Regions from separate parts of the Homo sapiens genome. Here region 1 is linked to region 2. The links are chromatin contacts, found by Hi-C or POLR2A ChIA-PET in ENCODE. All regions are on one chromosome and are shown on one strand. The core of a region is the stretch at or near the end of the contact, and the rest is flanking DNA. Distances in the headings are between cores, read along the strand shown.

What was found. A loop is a pair of places that touch in the nucleus more often than their neighbours do. ChIA-PET counts read pairs that join two places held with the same protein, here RNA polymerase II (POLR2A). Pooled maps may share reads with other maps.
Region 1: a loop to region 2 is called in a pooled map, with 4 times the contacts of the local background. The contact joins the promoter of S100A2 here to the promoter of S100A11 in region 2. A Hi-C loop is called at or near these places in 1 of 168 maps with a recorded cell type or tissue (CD14-positive monocyte) and 5 of 50 pooled maps. POLR2A ChIA-PET finds 5 or more read pairs at or near these places in 3 of 52 experiments (HEK293, MCF 10A and activated CD8-positive, alpha-beta memory T cell).

The regions. Positions count from the first base shown.
Region 1 is chr1:153,564,334-153,567,878 of GRCh38, reverse strand. S100A2 (S100 calcium binding protein A2) reads left to right here and starts at 2,035. Exons shown (of 3, transcript NM_005978.4): 1 at 2,035-2,373. RefSeq lists enhancers at 874-1,113, 811-2,010, 1,984-2,043, 2,163-2,920, 2,921-3,545 and 1 more.
Region 2 is chr1:152,035,397-152,038,900 of GRCh38, reverse strand. It overlaps S100A11 (S100 calcium binding protein A11), which reads left to right and starts at 1,897. Exons shown (of 3, transcript NM_005620.2): 1 at 1,897-1,988. The coding sequence starts at 1,986. RefSeq lists an enhancer at 277-436 and a silencer at 2,394-2,688.

The sequences.
Region 1 (3,545 bases), core at 786-3,285, 1.5 Mb before region 2:
TGTGGGGGTGAGGCTGAGAGAAAACAAGTACACAGGTGATTCAGTCAAAATCAGAATTCTCTAAGTACACACGAAAAGGGCAAAAGGGGCGCTTTGTACAGGACAGAACAGGTAGACACTGAATCCGGTTGGGCCCTGGGAAGGCTCCCTGCAGTGGCCTTTGAAGGGGGGGTTGGATTTCAGCAGGATAGAGGGCATGGGCATGTGTGGGCACGTTCTGAACAGAGGGGTCAGCGCAAGCCGAGGGTCTTGGCCACACTAGTTGCATGTGCCGGTGTGTTTAAGGGACACGCAGCAGCAGGCCGAGTCTGGAGCGCCTCACTGCCAGGCTTTTTAAAAATTTTTAATTTTAATTTAATTTTATTTTATTTTTACTTTAAGTTCTGGCATACATGTGCAGAATGTGGTTTGTTACATAGGTATACATGTGCCATGGTGGTTTGCTGCACCTATCAACCCATCATCTAGGTTTTAAGCCCCGCATGCATCAGGTATTAGTCCTAATGCTCTCCCTCCCCTTGCCCCCATCCTTCTCCCCGCAACTGCCCACAGGCCCTGGTATGTGGTGTTCCCTTCCCTGTGTCCATATGTTCTCATTGTTCAACTCCCACTTATGAGTGAGAACATACCGCCTGGCTTTAAGGGACAGCCATGGGGATGCACTGCAGTTTCTGAGCAGGGAAGGCCCTGTGGAGGCCCTTAGTTAAAAGGAAAGAATGGCTGTGAAAATCGATGCATTGCGCTCCCTTGTCCCTCACCCTCAGTGTGAAGGGTTTTTATTCCGAGTTCTACTTGAAGTAGGCCTCGATGGGAAGACAAGTAGCATGAGGGGTTCAAGTACTGAGGGGAGCAAGGGACACTCGGTGGCTGTGCCAAGGTGTAGAAGAGGACACTGGGGGCCCCAAGGCCTGACTTCATGTACACTGCTCAGGCTGGCCCCCAAGTCACACGGTGACCGCTAGGAAGGGACCAGCCTGTTCTCAGTCTGATCCTCCTGCCATGTCATTATCCAAAGCTCCTCCTGGCAGGGCCTGTTTGGGGTCTCTGTGCCAGTGCTTTCCCTGCCAGGCTGGGCTGGGGCTTCCACCTACTGCTCTGGGACTGCTGCTGCCCTGGCCCTGGGGGAGGAGGGTGTGCCGCTGAGTCACTGCCTGGGCATCTGGGCCTGGAACCTCGGGTGAGTCACTTAGGGCTGAGGTAGAGGGGCTGGGGGAGGGGAAGAAGCTACTCGACAGCTGGAGCAGGGAGGGGAGCTGGGGCCACAGGAAGGGCGGTGCCCTGATGCCCAGACGGGCCGGGATAGACAAAGGGCCAAGGAGGAAGGGGCCCTGGGAGGGGGCAGCCCTCCCTTGGGCTGGGCTCTGAATGGCCACAGTGTTTGCCTTTCTCCGGGTCTGGGGAGGACATGTGTGTGGGGGGCAGTGAGAGAGGGCTGTGGCTGAGGGCTGTGCTTCAGGCCTGGATTCTGGCTTGGGAAGCTGTCCAGCTGGTGTTTTCAGCCTTGGGTAGGGATGTACCCCTACCCACCCACCCAGCCCTCAAGCTGGAGAAGAGGAGGCCAAAGTTTTCCTGTTCAGCCTTTAACTACTCGGGACTTCCTTATGCTCCCCACAGACTGTGGCCCAGCCCAACTGCGGCTGTGTGTAGAGCAACCCCATTTCTCACTGCTTCCCCATCCTTCCAGACACCTTCCTACACAGAGGGACCTTCCCAGGTATTTCTAAGCACACTTAGTTACCTCATTACCTCATTAAGAGGTATTCTGGTGCTGGCCATTAAAAGTCACTCCACTTCATCCATGCCCTGAAGTCAGTCCTGTCCTTCTCCTCCTGATGTCCCCCAGCTGCCTCCTCTGGCCCCCAGCTTCCTAAGGGTGGCCCCAGGTTGCTTCTCTCTCACACACACGGGCGCATGTATGTACACGAGCACTGGACCATGAAGTCTCAGCGTGTGCTCACAGCCTCTCACACAGGAGTGGGCTGTGACTCACAGGCATGTCATGAGAATGAGGCCTGGCACCAGTCTCCAGGCCCCAGAGCAGGGGTTGCCTCCCCTCACCCCGGTCCAGGATGCCCAGTCCCCACGACACCTCCCACTTCCCACTGTGGCCTGGGTGGGCTCAGGGGCTGCCCTTGACCTGGCCTAGAGCCCTCCCCCAGCTGGTGGTGGAGCTGGCACTCTCTGGGAGGGAGGGGGCTGGGAGGGAATGAGTGGGAATGGCAAGAGGCCAGGGTTTGGTGGGATCAGGTTGAGGCAGGTTTGGTTTCCTTAAAATGCCAAGTTGGGGGCCAGTGGGGCCCACATATAAATCCTCACCCTGGGAGCCTGGCTGCCTTGCTCTCCTTCCTGGGTCTGTCTCTGCCACCTGGTCTGGTGAGTACCTCTGTCCTGCTGAGGGCAGGGTGGGGAGGATCCCCGTGGGTCTCTGTCTTTGTCTCCACAGTTCTCTCATTCCAGCTTCCCTGGTGGGATCAACCTGGGCCTCTCTGGGCCTTCCCCCTTGGAAGAACTCTCTGTGAAGTGCTGAAGTGTTGACTGAAGGGTTTTTTTTTTTTTTTTTTTTTTTTGAGATGGAGTCTCGCTCTGTCGCCCAGGCTGGAGTACAGTGGTGTGATCTCAGCTCACTGCAAACTCCCCCTCCCAGGTTCACGCCATTCTCCTGCCTCAGCCTCCCGAGTAGCTGGGACTGCAGGCGCCCACCACCATGCCCGGCTAATTTTTTTGTATTTTTAGTAGAGATGGGGTTTCACCATGTTAGCCAGGATGGTCTCGATCTCCTGATCTCGTGATCCACCCATCTCGGCCTCCCAAAGTGCTGGGATTACAGGAGTAAGCCACCGCGCCCGGCCGACTGAAGGGTTTTTCTCCAGGTTCCTCTGTGAGGTCTCAGTGCAGGGGTTGCTCTGAGGCCCTCCCCTGGATATCTCAGTCTAGGGGCCCTTCTTTGGGGGTCTAGGCCTAGGAGCAGGAGGTGTGCATGTGGGCGTTGCTGCAAAAAGAATCCTGAGATTTTTTTTTTTTTTTGCAAAGTCCTGGATTCTAGCAGGACTAAGGTGCAAGAGGCAGGGGTCTCAAGACTCTGCCTGGGTCATGGCCCCAAGCAGCAAAGCTCTGCCCCCTGCCTCGGTGAAGGCAGGGCTGGCATGATGGGCCCAGGGCATGCCCTGCCTCTGGCATAGCTCCTCTGGCCTCACCCTGAAACCTGCCTAACCTTTCCAGGCTGGTCTGAGTATTCTCAGAGGCCTTGCCGCTGAGGTCTGTCCCATCCTGATCCCAAGGCAATGAACATTTCATATCTTTAATTCTAATTCCAACAGGATCCTTCCTGGTGGAGAGAATGTTAAGTTGCCCCCACCCTATCCATGCCCCTGTCTGCCTAGAGGCTCAGGGGCCTTCAGGGTGAGGGGAGACACATTCCCCACCCTCTGGGAGCTCCTAGTCTGAGAGAGGAAACACTCCTGCCCAAGGGAGCTTCCAGTTAGATGGCAGAGAGAGATGCCTCTGGCTTCAGGAGTCCCGAGTCTAAGGAGGGAAACGACTCCTTC
Region 2 (3,504 bases), core at 648-3,147:
TTAAGGAACCCCAGCAGCCGTTCATGTAACACCCCCCACCACCAAAGGTTTGAAGTCTATTACCTGGCACTTGATAAGAACTGTGAGTCAAAAAGGCATTTAGACTCAGTGGCTCCAATGCTTTCAAGCAGGGAAAATGGTAGAGTGATAGTACCCTTAGCAGAGAAGACAGAAACAGGTTTGGGGAAAACTAGTTATTCCTGAATTATTGAGTCTGAAGTGCAGGTGGGACTCTCAAGTGGATTCATAAACAAGTAACTGAAAATGTGGGTCTGGAGTAGCTGAGAACTGAGATGGAGATTTGTCTCACGTGCTCAGGGCACCTGTGAGAGCAGGTGCAGGGAAGCAGTTCACACAATGCCTATAGCCCATTATCTTTCATTTGCGTCTACTCTGCAGTTTTTGGAGACCTTTCTAAGCCCTCACTTTACTTGACAGTCCTAACAATCTTATGAAACAGGAAAGGCCTATCTCAAGACCTATTACAAATAAGGAAGTGGAAGCTCAAAGGAGTGACAAGTCTGGTCAAAAGTATTGCAATGAAGTAACAGACACAAGACTGGAACCCAAGTCTTCTGATTCTTAATACAACTCCTAATTTCATTGCAAACTGCACACAGATAAATGCCTTACTAGCACGGATCAATTTTTAAGTGCAGTAGTTTGGTTTTCGGATTTTGTCTTTGTGGCTGTCCTCAGTTTACAGAAAAGTTTGAGAGAGAGGGGTGGCAATTGTCCCTTGACAATAATCCCCAGTAATCCCGTGGCAATTGATTTGGCAATACTCACCACTGTTTACTGTTAAATATCTTCCCTGTGGAGCAATAGAGAGCCCCAACTCCTAGGAACTTGTCTACAATTCTGACCCGCACTCTGTCCTAACTAACACTCTTGGTTTTGTTTTTTGTTTGTTTGTTTTTGAGATGGAGTCTTGCTCTGTCGCCCAGGCTAGAGTGCAGTGGCGCGATCTCGGCTCACTGCAAGCTCTGCCTCCGGGGTTCACGCCATTCTCCTGCCTCAGCCTCCCGAGTAGCTGGAACTACAGGCGCCCGCCACCACGTCCGGCTAATTTTTTGTATTTTTAGTAGAGACGGGGTTTTGCCGCGTTAGCCAGGATGGTCCCGATCTCCTGACCTCGTGATCCACCCGCCTCGGCCTCCCAAAGTGCTGGGATTACAGGAGTGAGCCGCTGCGCCCGGCCTGTTTTTGTTTGTTTTTTGAGACATTGTTCCGCTCTTGTTGCCCAGGCGGCTGGAGTGCAACGGCGCGATCTCAGCTCGCTGCAAACTCCACCTCCCGGGTTCAATCGATATTTCTGCCTCAGCCTCCCAAGTAGTTGGTATTACAGGCGTGTGCCACCACGCCAGGCTAATTTTGTATTTTTAGTAGAGACAGGGGTTTCACCATGTTAGTCAGGCTGATCTCAAACTCCTGACCTCATGTGATCTACCCGCCTCGGCCTCCCAAAGTGCTGGGATTACAGGCCTGAGCCACCGCGCCCGGCCCACTGCTGTTTCCAAAAGAGACCTTTTTTGCCTATCTAACCTAAATGCCCAGAATGAGCTCATACATGGGAAAGACCCACGGACATGGACAGACTTCCCGAAGACTACTGTGCAAAACTTATAATTCTAAAAAGTCAAAAATCTTCAGGAATCACAGGACGGGGTGGAGGGGGCCGGGGGGAAAGAGGAGGGAAAAGAGGGAAAGGAGGGAGAGTGAGACTGCTTAAATCGCTGGAGAGGACGGTGGGTTTATTTGAGTCTTAAAGCTCAGTTCTGTGGTTAGCGCCGGCCGCGGTCCCAGGCCCAGCCCGGGAGGCGGGGAGGGGCGGGGCAGGCGCGGAAGCTGTCTGAGTAAGGCTTGGGCAAGGCTGGGCCGGGAAGGGCGTGGGTTGAGGAGAGGCTCCAGACCCGCACGCCGCGCGCACAGAGCTCTCAGCGCCGCTCCCAGCCACAGCCTCCCGCGCCTCGCTCAGCTCCAACATGGTAAGCCTCACTTTTCTTCTTCTTCTTCTTACATGAAAAGAAAAAGAAAAGAAAAAAAACCCACATACTTCCCAGCAGACTTTATCTTTGACTTATGTGTGGACGTGGCAGGAAACAGCAGGAAAAATCAGCCTCGTGGGAGGGAACTGGGGAAGAAGGGATGGAAGGATGAAGCCCTAAAATCATCCTTGGGGTGGCCGCCTAGGGTAGCAGCGGAGGTTCTTTAGCCTTCCCAGTCACGACAAGGCCCAGGGCTGGGGAAGAGGAAGTGCTGGCCGCTCACCGCGCGGGGGGGGGACCCGTCGTGGGTCACTGCCTCCAGCCCCTCGCCCGCGGTCTCCCGGGAGCCCAGAGACGCCTAGGAGCAAGTTTAAGGCAGGGGGCTGGAAAGCTGCGAGGGGTCACTAGTTATTTCTGTACACCAGAAAAGGGACATTTTAGAACTTGGTCGTCTAGCCCCAGGGAAAATCAAAGTTTCAGTAAGCACCCGGCAGACGGCCAAGACCCAACGGGACTGAAACTTTAGCCCGTCGCCGCCCGCAGCGCCGCGGCCAAGAATGTGGGAGGAACCCGGTCCCAGCTGAGCCCTCTCCTCCTTCCTCTTCCTTTTACCCCACCATCTATTTAGGCACTCACTCCGTAACTTATTTTTCTCTTCTTATCTCCTTTCATCTCCCAGTTGAACTCATATTTTCCATAATTCCACCTCCAAAATCTCTTTCTTTACCTCTCCTTAGTGGAGAGTCAGCAAACTGGCCCGCGGGCCAAGTCGGGTTTTCTGTTCTGCCCACAAGCTAAGAATAAAGTTTACATTTGTAAATGATTGAAAGAAATCAAAAGAAGAAAAATACTTTCTGACATGTGAAAATTATGTGGAAATCAAACTTCAGCGTCCATAAATGAAGTATTGGAACAGAGCCACGCCCATTCCCTTCCATACTGTCTGGGGTTGCAGTCCTGCTACAGCAGGGACAGAAAGCTCCGGAGGGTGTTGGTTAAGAATGAGAAGACAATAGTTGAGGTTTTTAAAATTGCTACGTCTTTTTCATCGTATTTTTTTCTTTCCTCAAATGTTGAGCGCTTAGCATGCATTTTTAAAAATTATTTCACAGTATCCGTTTATCATAATGTTTGCTCCTTGCTATCGCCATCCCCACCAAGTAAGACTCCAAGAGTGCCATGAGGTGTGGAGAGCGCCGGTTCTCCTCTCCTTCAGCCACTGCGCCACCCTGGGCAGAGCTTTCCGGTTTCTGGGCGTCCTCAGGACCCATCTCCAAAGTGCCCTGGAGCTCTACAAATTATGCCGTTCCATTTTAGTAATTTGATAATTGTGTCTCTTTCTTTCACTTTGGAGAATTACCTCTGGGAGGAAATGCAAAGAGGTTTTAATTTTCTCCTTGTGGCTGATAGCAACAGCAACAGTTTTCAAAAGAAAATAATCTCTAAATTACACCAAGACTGATGTTAAGGAGAGAAAAATGTGAAGCAGAAAGGCACTGTGAAACTGGAAAAGCAA